Regions from separate parts of the Mus musculus genome. Here region 1 is linked to region 2. A link is a contact called in ENCODE Hi-C data. All regions are on one chromosome and are shown on one strand. The core of a region is the stretch at or near the end of the contact, and the rest is flanking DNA. Distances in the headings are between cores, read along the strand shown.

What was found. A loop is a pair of places that touch in the nucleus more often than their neighbours do.
Region 1: a loop to region 2 is called in a map of v-Abl transformed pro-B cells, with 2.5 times the contacts of the local background. The contact joins the enhancer-like site here to the promoter of Cep55 in region 2. A Hi-C loop is called at or near these places in 1 of 37 maps with a recorded cell type or tissue (v-Abl transformed pro-B cells).

What each region holds. Positions count from the first base shown.
Region 1 is chr19:37,812,619-37,818,415 of GRCm38, reverse strand. No RefSeq gene overlaps it. Among named protein-coding and RNA genes, the nearest start is that of Cyp26a1, 120 kb to the right of the region's middle. Within about 2 kb of position 3,816, at least 2 of the 3 ENCODE cell types and tissues checked have a DNase peak (open chromatin) inside an H3K27ac peak, as active enhancers do.
Region 2 is chr19:38,051,155-38,056,780 of GRCm38, reverse strand. Cep55 (centrosomal protein 55) reads right to left here and starts at 1,740. Exons shown (of 10, transcript NM_001164362.2): 1 at 1,464-1,740.

The sequences.
Region 1 (5,797 bases), core at 2,567-5,066, 240 kb after region 2:
TCCATAATGGTGGGGAGAGCAAACAGCAGAAGTGGTGGCTGGAGCTGGAAGCTGAGAGCTCAAAGTTTCCATCTCCAACCACAAACAGGAGTGCAGACCAGACAAACTCAAAACAGCCCAAGTCTTTAAGCTCTTAAAAACATACTTCCTCCAACAAGGCCACACCCTCCTAAGCCTCCCCAAACAGGTCCACCAACTGGGGACCAAGCATTCAGATGCCAGAGACTTTAAGAGCGTTACTTCAAACCAACACAGCCTTGGGGCTGGTCCTGAGGACTGGGGTGAGGGGTGGGGAGTTATATATGCCACAGCATGCACATGGAGGTCAAAGGACAAATCTGTGGAACCCAGTCTCTCCTTTCACCTTTACATCAGTTATAGAGCTCAAACTTTAGGTCATGGGGCTCACAGCTGCTGGTCCAATGGTAGGTAAGTTTAAATAAAACCAAAGCAAGTTTTATGTTGCAAACATTCAGACATATAGAAGGCCGGGAAAGGTCAGAATGGGGGAAATCCTGGTGTTCTGAGACTCCTTAACTACTAACTTTTGGGCAATCTTTCTCAGTAACAACCTCACCTGCAGCTCCTTTATTCCTGTCTGTCTTCAAACTTTTGGAGCAAATTCTAGCCCCTGCATGACTTCATTTCTCTATGTTTGGTATATACCACCAAAATCTGTGCTTCGTGTCCTTTTAAAAGTTATAACGCCAATTCCTCTCCTTTAAAAGTTTATAATATGTTAATAGCATGTTGCCAGTACCTATGTTTCCCTTGCTGTCGCAGAGATGTTCATTTGAGTCAGGGTACAAATTGTACCCACACGTTAGACCACCTAATGTTTCTTAAACTTCTTCTCATCCATAGCTCTTCCCTCTGTGTCTTCTTTCTCCTGGCAGTGTGTTTGTTTAGGACACAGAGTCCTTTGTCCTCTTGATGTTTCATCTCTGTCTTGCTGAGGCCATCCCTACGGTTTTCCCAGTATGCTCTGCTGACCTGCAGGCATTGTGTAGGTTTATAGTCTTGCAGGCATAGTCCAGCTCTGATTTGATTTGGAACCCAAACTGCATTATGAGTAGTATGAAGGATTTCCATTTGGGAGACACGGGTCTGCATCATTTCTCCTTCTGAGAAGGGAGCAGCCTTTGAGGAGCATAGCTCAGATCCTTGTGGTTTGTCAGGGACTACACAGACTGATGATCTAAATTTATCACTACTTTCCATGTATTAGCTGGGATTTCCTGTAGAGAAAGATTTACCTTCATCACAAGATACAATTTACACAGGAAAAACAAGATGAACGTGTAAGGTGTTCTCTCTCTCTCTCTCTCTCTCTCTCTCTCTCTCTCTCTCTCTCTCTCCTTTATGGCCAACTTTCAAAATAAAGAGCCAGGACTGGGGCTTAGCTCAGTGGTAGACCAGTTGTCTCACATGTGGGTCCTTAGCTTGACCTTCAAAACCACAGAAAATGAACAGATAGATAGATAGATAGATAAATAGATAGATAGATCGATCGATCGATCCCTGGCATAATTCAAAGTTGACTAGTGAATTTTGTTGCTTTGTTCTGTAACACTAGCAGCATTTAATATATTATCTGTATATTAAACCATACATATAAATTGACTTTGTCCAATTAGTAAGTTGGTAAGTTAATTTATGCTCAAACGGCTCTTAAAGCAGCACTGTATTACTTAATTCCTAAAGGCTTGGTAAACTTTTTCATGTAAAACTATTTGAGCCAAGGTGTTTTCTTGTGGGGAACTCTATTTTCTCCCACTAATTGGTCTGTCATTTTAGGTAGGCTATATTATTCTAGAAAATTATCCGTTTCATCTAAATTTTCAAATACTTTGTGTAGCGCTGAGAAAAACAGTTTCTTGTGTTTGCTCTTCAAGTTTCCTCAGCTTTGATAGTCACTTGCTGCATACCAAGGGGCCAGGATTTCTAACTTTAGAGGTTTGTGCTCTGTCCCCCTTCTTGTGACCATTTTAGCAGTGGTTTGTATATTTTATTCATTATTTCAGCCTTGGGTTTATTCATTCATCCTGTAAATTCATTCATTTCTATTTTCATCTTCATTAATCCCTTCCTTCTAGACTATTTTGCATTACTCTGCTGTTCTTGTATCTTGAATGAGATGTTTGATCTGTTTAACTTTACATTTAGCGATACTGCTCTCTTTTAATGTTAGTCACTGCCCTCTACTAACTACTTTAGCTGAATATATAGATTGTTATTTGTATTTCTGTTATTACTTCTCCAAACCTCTGTATTTCCAACTTGTACATCTAGAAGATGCTTAACATTATTTTTCCCCCATGGCTGAGAAGATGCCTCAGTGGGTAACACAGGTTGCTCTATCAACATGAGAATCTGAGTTCAAATCCCCAGCCTCCACAAAGCCAGGTGTGGCTGTGTATGTCTGTAACCTAGCATTGGGGCACTGACATAAATAGATTCTGAGAGCTCACTGGCAGGCCAGTGTAGCTGGAGAACAGTGAGTTTTGGGTTCAGTGACATACCCTCTCTCAGGGCAGAAAGATGCTCTCCAGCCTCTGCCTGCATGTGCACATGTGTCTCTCAGGCCTCTGCACGCATGGGTACACAGGTATGTGATACTCTCCAGCCTCTGCACGAATGTGCACATGTGTCTCTCTGGCCTCTGCATGCATGGGTACACAGGTATGTGCACCCAAACATGTATGGTCACAGCCCTGTCTTATCAGAAATCAAGATGGAAAGCTGAGTTTTTGAACTTTAATTTGCATTTATGTTAAGATCTTTGCCTGTTGTCTATTTTTACTCTCTCAGGAGCTCTGCCTTCAGAGTAGCCTCTTTGGTACTCAGATGGATTTTGCTCTCAGCCAGACTGGAAATTTTCCTTTCCTTTCCTTTCCTTTTCCTTTTCCTTTTCCTTTTCCTTTTCCTTTTCCTTTTCCTTTCCCTTTCCCTTTCCCTTTCCCTTTCCCTTTCCCTTTCCCTTTCCCTTTCCCTTCCCTTCCCTTTTCCCTTCCCTTCCCTTCCCTTTTCCCTTCCCTTCCCTTTTCCCTTCCCTTCCCTTTTCCCTTCCCTTCCCTTTTCCCTTCCCTTCCCTTCTTCCCTTCTTCCCTTCTTCCCTTCTTCCCTTCTTCCCTTCCCTTCCCTTCCCTTCCCTTCTTTTCTCTTTCTCTTTCTCTTTCTCTTTCTTTTTCTCTTTCTCTTTCTTTTTCTTTCCCTTTTTTTTTAGAAATGCATGTAAATTAAGGCCATTTACATTTACTGGCCTGACTGATATGTTTGACCTCAGCTCTGACATCTTATTTTATCTCCTGATTAACTTTTAATATCATTTTTATCCCCAAAGATCCCCCTTGCAGCCTTGTAATCCCCTTCCCTGGGCAGAGTTCCACGCAGGTCTCTCCAGTTTTCACCATTCTTCATGCTGGTGTTGGTGCTATTTTTGAGTTCTCACCGATCATGTATCATAAAGCCTAGAAGCCTTGGGCTGTTAAATCACTTAAGAGTTGAAGCTCATCGACCGGCCTCGGGTGAACATCAGGAATGAAGAGGCTGTGTAGAGAGGCTCAGCCAGGCCTGCTTGACATAGGAATGAACTCAGAGTTTGAAAATTAAGAGACAAAGGGTGTTAGAAGCGGGAGCAGTTTCTGGGAGCATTTCCCCTTACTTAATGAACTACTAGATTTGTGGCTGCCCGGTCTGGCGGGTACATCTTTCAGCCTTGCGGACCCAGAGGTGTCACGGGCTCACTCTGCTGGATCCCCGCTGCCCTTTCTGTGAACTGTGACACTTCCTGTCACCCGTTTATTTTCACTTCTCCCCTGGCAGCTGTCCACAGCAATTGGCATGCATTCGAAATCATTTGCTACTTACTTGAGAACTCACAGGACGGGAAAAGGAGAGGAAAGAACCCATTCCCGGGATCACCGCACCACCATGGATTCAAAAGGAAAGTCAACACTACAGAAAACTCATTTCCACCTCTCTCTCTCTCTCTCTCTCTCTCTCTCTCTCTCTCTCTCTCACAGAGACTAAGGATTAAGAGAGACTGCAAAACAAACTATAGGAGGAAAAGGAAAGTTAGTGCCTGTGGGGGGTGGCGTGTGCCAACTGCAATCCCTCTACACCCCCAGCCCCCTGCAAAGTAGTTTGCAAGAATTGAGCCTCAGCCCATTGTCACCCTGCCTGTTACATCTGCTCTGAAATTCAGCCCCTGACTCACGGGCCACAGACAGCACTTGCTTGGGGGGTCTCGGGGAACTTTGATTTGCTTTTAGATGCATGGATCTTGTTGCTGGTAAACACAAAATACAGATGTTTGATAAGGGGAGAAAAACCCTCAGAGGAAGGCAATATGATCCTGGTGGAGACTTTGGTTCACACTATTTTGCATTCAAATGGTTAGTGCTGACACCCTGTGGACTCTCTTTTCCCGGTTTCCCCACCTAACCACTTGGAAATAGAATATCACACAGGGGTTTTAAAGTCAGTGGTCTTCAAACTGTGGGTGCACGGCCAGCATCACCACTGGTTGGGGTATCATTCCTGCATAGCATCAGGCCTGTACAGATACTATGCTAAGGCTTGAATATGAGCTGTTTCTTCTGAGACTCACACTGAGTTTGGTTTTCCCCCTTCCCTCTCTGCTGTCTTCTCTCCTGTCTCCTTGCTCCCTCTTTCCTTCCTTCCCTTCCTCTTTTCTCTGTGGAGTGTGATATACTAGGCAACTGTTCTGCCACAAGCCTCATCCCCATCCCTGTTCCTTCATACTGATACTTGATTGCACTTGGGGAGTATTCAAATGTGAGGGCTTTTATGCCCTTCTTGCTAGTTCTCACAGAAGTCTCCCTCTTTTGTGTGTAACCCTGCTGAGATTAATTAACGTTCTTTGCATGAACTTGGTTGGGAGGTTGTTTACAGGAGCAAGGGCGACATGTCACTGACTGAATCACTGAAGGAATGGACAGCCCTTCTCCCAGCTAGGAAGGTTTCTAGCCTTCAGTGAAGCTTGGCTTATATAGTAAGAATTCCTTGACAAGTCAAAAACCTACCCTTGCTTAGTTTGACCGGAAGTACTTTCCCTACCTTTGCTTAGTTTGACCGGAAGTACTTTCCCTACCTTTGCTTAGTTTGACCGGAAGTACTTTCCGTGGGTATAGGGGAGGCATATAGTGCCCCTACCTAAAGACAGGTAATTAAACAAAAACCCCAGTGCCTGGTGTGGGATACAGCTTCATAAATTGTTGGTCACAGGTGCCCTTGAGATCCTTTAAACAGTACAAGATATTGTCATTGCTCTTGGTGGCCCACCGACACTCAGTAGTAAGACCCTATTGCTGACAAGGAATATACTTTGGTCCCAGGACATGGAGAAACTTAGCTGGAACCAAGCTAGAAGCATCCTCCTGCTGGCTAACTTTCCTGGTGCCAGAAGGTGGTAGGTAGGCTGCTGAGGGAGAAAAGTTATCAACAGTCTTACACAGCTGTGAACTACAATCATTCTTGGCCCAGCAAGATTTGCCCATTGGTGGAATAGTAGCTAAAGGTTATGGAGGAAACCAGCTGTGTTTTGATTGGATTCCAGGACCGCCCCACAGTCCTCACGCCTAGTACTGCAAATCTGATCAAGTGCTGGTAGCTGAGGAGATTAGAGGCATGAGAAGGGAATCTATTACTAACACTTTGCAAAATGGTTGCATGGGTATAATGCCATCTCTTTATACATATTTATATCACTACACATCCACTGCTCTCAGCCAGCATCAGAGTAGCTTCATATTGCATGCAGCAGGGATCCAGC
Region 2 (5,626 bases), core at 491-2,990:
AGAGTTTAGAAGCAAATGTAGAATACAAACTCTAGGCAGGCAGATGTGTAGTAAAATACACTGTATATATAAATAATGTAAAAAATAGCTCTCCATTAAGAGATTTAATAAAACCATTTTTCTCATATGTCCTGAGATAAAAATGAAGGCAAGGTGATCATGGAATTGAAAGGAAGATAAGACCTTCCTTCATTCAACTGTTACTACAAAGCTATGGTGATACAGGCTAATAATCCTAGCACTCAGGAAGTAGAGGCAGGATGGGCAGGAGTTCACGGCCAGCCTCATTTGCATAGACTGAAGGCAGCCTAGCTGCACAAAACTGTTTAAACAAATCACAGACTATTACTACAAAGCCTTTTTACCAGGTAACCTAATCGGGACTGGATATAAGCTGGCTAAAGCAACAGAAAGAAGAAGAAACAACATAGAGTCTCGGATGCTAGGAAGCTTTCAGAACAGTGTAGCAGGCAACAGCAATACAACAAAAGAAAAGGAGATTCACATATTCTTAAACTGTAATTAATACTAATAGTCATAAAAGCTACCACTACAAGAAAATCTACTTAGGGCGGTGAGTGTGAGGTTGTCCTGTATAAAATCAGCCTAAAAATAATAGAACTGCATAAACAAACTTGAACGAAATCTGTATTAATGCATTCAACCTGGTTTTGCCCACTATCTTGACAAATACCAAGTAAAATTGCTAGTACAATCTGCCGAGGCAAATGCACAGTTAACGTGTTTTAGGAACCTGCTACCACAAACGTTTCTCCCTGGGCTTCTGCTGACGTCAGAAGGAGGACTTAACAGTTTGAAAATACCCTCAGGACATTTGCATCCTAACTTTTGGAGAGGATTCCTAAAAACTTAGTGTTCTTGACTCTTGTCTAGGCTGACCCAGCACACACTCCTCCTCATCTCAATCCTGCTCTCACCTAGTCTTTCCTTTCCCAGTATTTTCTATTCCAATCGATCATAAAGTTCTTTTTTTTTTTTTTTTAAAGTTCTTCTACTCGGGAACGTCCCTACCCAGTCCTAGTGGAATCTCCTTCAGGATGTGCTCTCTTAAATTTAATATGGGACACAGAACTCACCATACATACACAAGCTAGCAGTCAGTACTATCTGCTCACAACATTTTCTTTTTCAATCAACAACTGTTCAAAAGAACTGTGTTTTGATTTTTTTTTGGGGGGGGGGGCATACAAGAGCTTAAAGGCAGCTGCTTGGAAATCTCTGACTCGACTGAAGGGACCTAAGTCATTCTGGTCAGGAGTCTAAAGAAGCATTTCCGTTCAGTAAATCTCCCAAATCTACGAGGGGTCAGGAAAGAGGCAGGAAAATAAAAAACTGCAAAGAGAAGCGCTTGCTAAGCAAAGGCTGACCGCACTGGAGACCTGAGAGACCTGGCTCAGGTCACTGGCCTCGCGGTAACCTCTCTGTTAAGAAAGTGATAATACCGCCAAGTTCAAAGGAGCCGAAAGGATGGCCTGCGGGCCGGCGGTCGACAGGAACGCAGCGCGGGGTCTCTCAGGGAGCCAGCATGTGTTCCAGCGATTCCAGCCAGGGGAGACGGAGTCCTGCGGCGTGATCTGCTCACCAGCGCTCCTCCCGGGAGGTCTAGTCCTGCCCAGGGGCTAACGAGCCCCGGCTGTCCTCCCCTCCCTCCCCGGCCGAGGCCGGGACCACTCACTACCTGAGACAAACACAGCGCTCGCGTCGCCGCCGCAGACCACTTATCAACCAGGACACCGCTTCCGGGAGTTTGAATCCCGCGGCTGTAGGGCGGGTCACGTCACTGCCGGCTTGGCGAAGGGCGGGGTCTGCAATCAGAGGACGGGCGGGAGAGGGCGGGGTCTGCAATCTGAGGAAAGGCGGGAGAGGGCGGGGCCTGCAATCTGAGTGAAGGCTGGAATCTGAGGATGGAGGAGAGAGGGAGGGCCCAGGAGCCTGAGGGCGGGGCAAAGGCGGAGTCTAGAGCCAGAGGAGGGGCGGGGCAAGGTCTGGAACCCGACGGCAGGCGGGGCGAAGACCGGCTCTGGAATCAGAGGGAGGGGATCGAAACTAGCCGGGCAGACGGGTAGGGGCAGAGTGGGGAAGGTAAGGGCGAGCAAGACATAGAGCCTGACGGGAGCTACAATCCGTGCCGGCCGGGTCAGAGAAGGACCTTGTGAAGATAGAGGGTGTCTGTGGAAACGTGGTGTGAAATGAGGCGGGTGTGATGGTGTGGGTGTGGGTGTGGGTGTGCGGGAGTGTGGGCGTGGTGGAGGCGGAGCCAAGGACAGAGTCGGAGGACCAGTTCAATCTGGGCCTGCTTGCTTTTCTCTGTGTGTTCGGACCCTGCTGTTATCCATAGGACAAGCTCTGTGACCCTCGCCTGGGACTGACTGGTCTATGTTCTTTGGGAACCAATTTCTCTTTGTGAGGTAGAGCACAACCTCCTAGTCTTCCGGGCGGGCCACTCATTTACCCTGTCAAACTCAGGGGCGGAGCAATGGGGAACGAAGCTGTAGGGAGCTGATAAACTCCCAGTTTGAAAACCGAGATTGTGAGCCCCAGCAGCGATTCCAGATTGCTGCCCTACAGGCAGATGTGTCTTTATTGGTCTTTATCGGTCACATCAGGGTCTTGATTAGCGTCTTGAGAACTTGAAGCAAACAATTGCTTATGGCGTGTCGTTCTTAGACTTAGCCTAGGCATACCAGAAGTTTACAGCGAAAAAAATCAGTAGCAAAGCATCCTATGAAGGTAATGTATGTAGTACAAGGGTTAAAATCCTGAATGCCTCTTAATAGATGTGTGGCCTTGAGAACATTTCACTTCCTTGAGCCTCAGTTTCCTGATCTATACCAGGATGCAGATAACCATCTGGTAGTGTGGCTGCGAGGGCTAGAGTTTAACAAATGTAGTTAGGCACTGTTAAGTAAAAGACAACAAATCCATTTGTTACTGAATCTAGTGGATGAGAAACCATGTAAGGAATTTCAGTTTGTTTTATTTGTTTAAAGCAGGAAGATGGCAATCCAAGATACTGGAATTCTCTATTTACACAGTCCTCCCGCCTGAAGTATGAACGGAGAAACAGATGGAGAAAGGAATAGTCTTATTAACCACAAGGTGGCACACTAGAAGGCGGCAAGCAGGCTTTTGCGTTTCAATGTCCATCTTTCCCTTTTGCCCTGTTTTTCAGGGCATGTGGGTGTTTTTTGGGGTATGTGGGCCCCAAACAGGTGGAGCCTGGGTGACCCCGTGTTCCAAAGAGCAGCCTGTTCTGGTGTCCTGGTTCTGCACATCTTACCTTCTTTATGTAGAGCCGTGAGGTGTTCAGTTCAACACTTTTGTGTTGATTAAAATTAAAATGTCTGGTTATTGCTGAGGTCAGCTTTTCTGGCAAGCATCAACTCCAGGAAATTGACCTCTCATAACCTGAGACAAGGGAGGAAGGGGAGGGACTATGTTTTTAGCTAACTTCAATGAGCAGGTGTTCGACAAAAGGTAAATTTCAGTGGGCAGCTAATTCTGGAGAGTGCAGTATGGAATATGCAGAAATGGGGGTATTATGCATGTTTTTATTCCCAAGAAGCAGTTTTGGCTTTCTTCTTATTTGTGTGTTAAAGTGTCATATGGGAGTGATTAGGGGTGGGAGAAAGTTTGTCAACATGAAGTCAGGATGTGAATATTCACTGCCCAGACTATATAAGAAGCAAAATTGGAATCAAGTAGGAGGATCTTATATGCATGCACGATCTCCAACACACACACACACACACACACACACACACACACACACACACACACACACACACACACCAGGGGCAGGGGAGGGTTCCTTAAATAGTAGAGCACAGAGGAAGGGTAGGGAAGTTCACTGCAGTTCTACATCTGCCCTCCAGAACCTTGGTTCTTGTGGAAGCTGCAATGAATAAGGACTAGTAAGGGAGAGGCATAGCCAGGAGGTTCACTGGGAGGCTTGGATTATTTGTAAAAGCCAATGTTGGATCTAGACGTCAGTGTTTGCTCTTTATAGACAGGCACAGTCGTGAAGCTTCAAGCTGCTAGCTGTTTCGATAGCATCTCATGGAGATCTCATTGTCCAGGTGATACTGACAGTTCACTCAGGGATATTCTAGGGTGAGGATTCAAGACTCGTCTTTATTCATGTAAGGAGAAAAACGGGAATGTCTTTATCTTAGCAGGAGAGCTCATTTTCTCCTTAGGAAACAGTGTCAATGGTTTTTAGACTTACTAATTGGAAACCAGGAGGCTGGTGTGATCTAAAGAGTTCTAGCTTCCAAGGGGCCTTTCATGAGTCCACAGGACCCTGCCTGCTAATAGACCTGCATGGCTAATAGAACATTCTGCCATGACGGAAAACTTCCTCTGTTCTGTCCAGTATGGCAGCGCTGGCCACATTTGACTGATGTCTGCTTGAACTGTGGCTGCTGTGAGTGAGAAACTGAGCTCTAAGTTGTACTTAATTTTGCTTTTGAACAGACAGCTAGTTCTGTTAGTAGAAAAACTGTAAGTATATTTGAAAAACTTGGGTAGAGGAGCTCTTGAGAGGGTTCAGTTAGTAAAGGCTCAGGCCACCAAGTCTGACTGACTGAGTTTGACTCTCAGGATCTGCATAGTAGAAAAGAGTACTGACTCCTTAAGTTGTCCCTTAAAACACACACATGCACACACACACACACATACACACTCACTGAATAAATGTGATTTAAAAGGCATACACATATCCTTTGGGTTCTAAAGACTACAACATCTAAATATAGATCAAACACTTCTGATGAAGACTTTGTGTTCAAGTTGAGATCTAATATGCTTTGTATTCTTACATATTAAAAACCATAATATTCTGGGTTGACTAGCTAAAATAAAACATGGAAATCTGTCTTACCTAGTATGTTTATTTTTAAAGGAAAATCCAAAATGGTGAATGTGACTCATGTTACATTCCTACAGAACAGCACTGGTATGCATATAATAAAGGATATTATTTATTACAATGTGTCTTTTTCCCCCTGTAGGTTTATTTTTTACAATATTGGTTGGGGTTTATTGCTCACTGATAGAACACCTGCCTGTGCGTGAGGCCTTGGGTTTGATCCCTAGTAGAAAAAGATAGAAGTGGGGGAAGGGGAAAGAGAGATTTCTTTTGGAGTGTGTGTGTATGTGTGTGTACTCACACTTTTGATTATGTGTACCCATGAACACAGATGTCAAAGGTGCTTTTCCATCCACTTTGTCTTGTCTGGGGATTTGAACTTAGGCTAGTCTGGCTGGCCAGTGAGCCCCAGGGATCCCTGCTCTATCTTCCCAGAGCGGCATTGGGATTGCAAGTGCATGACACCATGCCTGGTTCATTTATATAGGTTCTAGGGATCAAACTCAGATCCTTATACATGCAGAGCAAGCACTTTACAGATTGAGCCATCTCCCAAGTTCTTGACTAATACTTTCTCAGCAAAGGCCATGTTCATTCCTATCAGATTCTTAGCTTCCCCAAGTATCCTGAATAGCGACAACAGCCAAATGTTCTGATATACTTTATCTCCCCCTAACTTCTGTGTAGACTCAGTCACTGCCAAGCACATCTTAAAAAGAAGAAAAAAAAATTAAA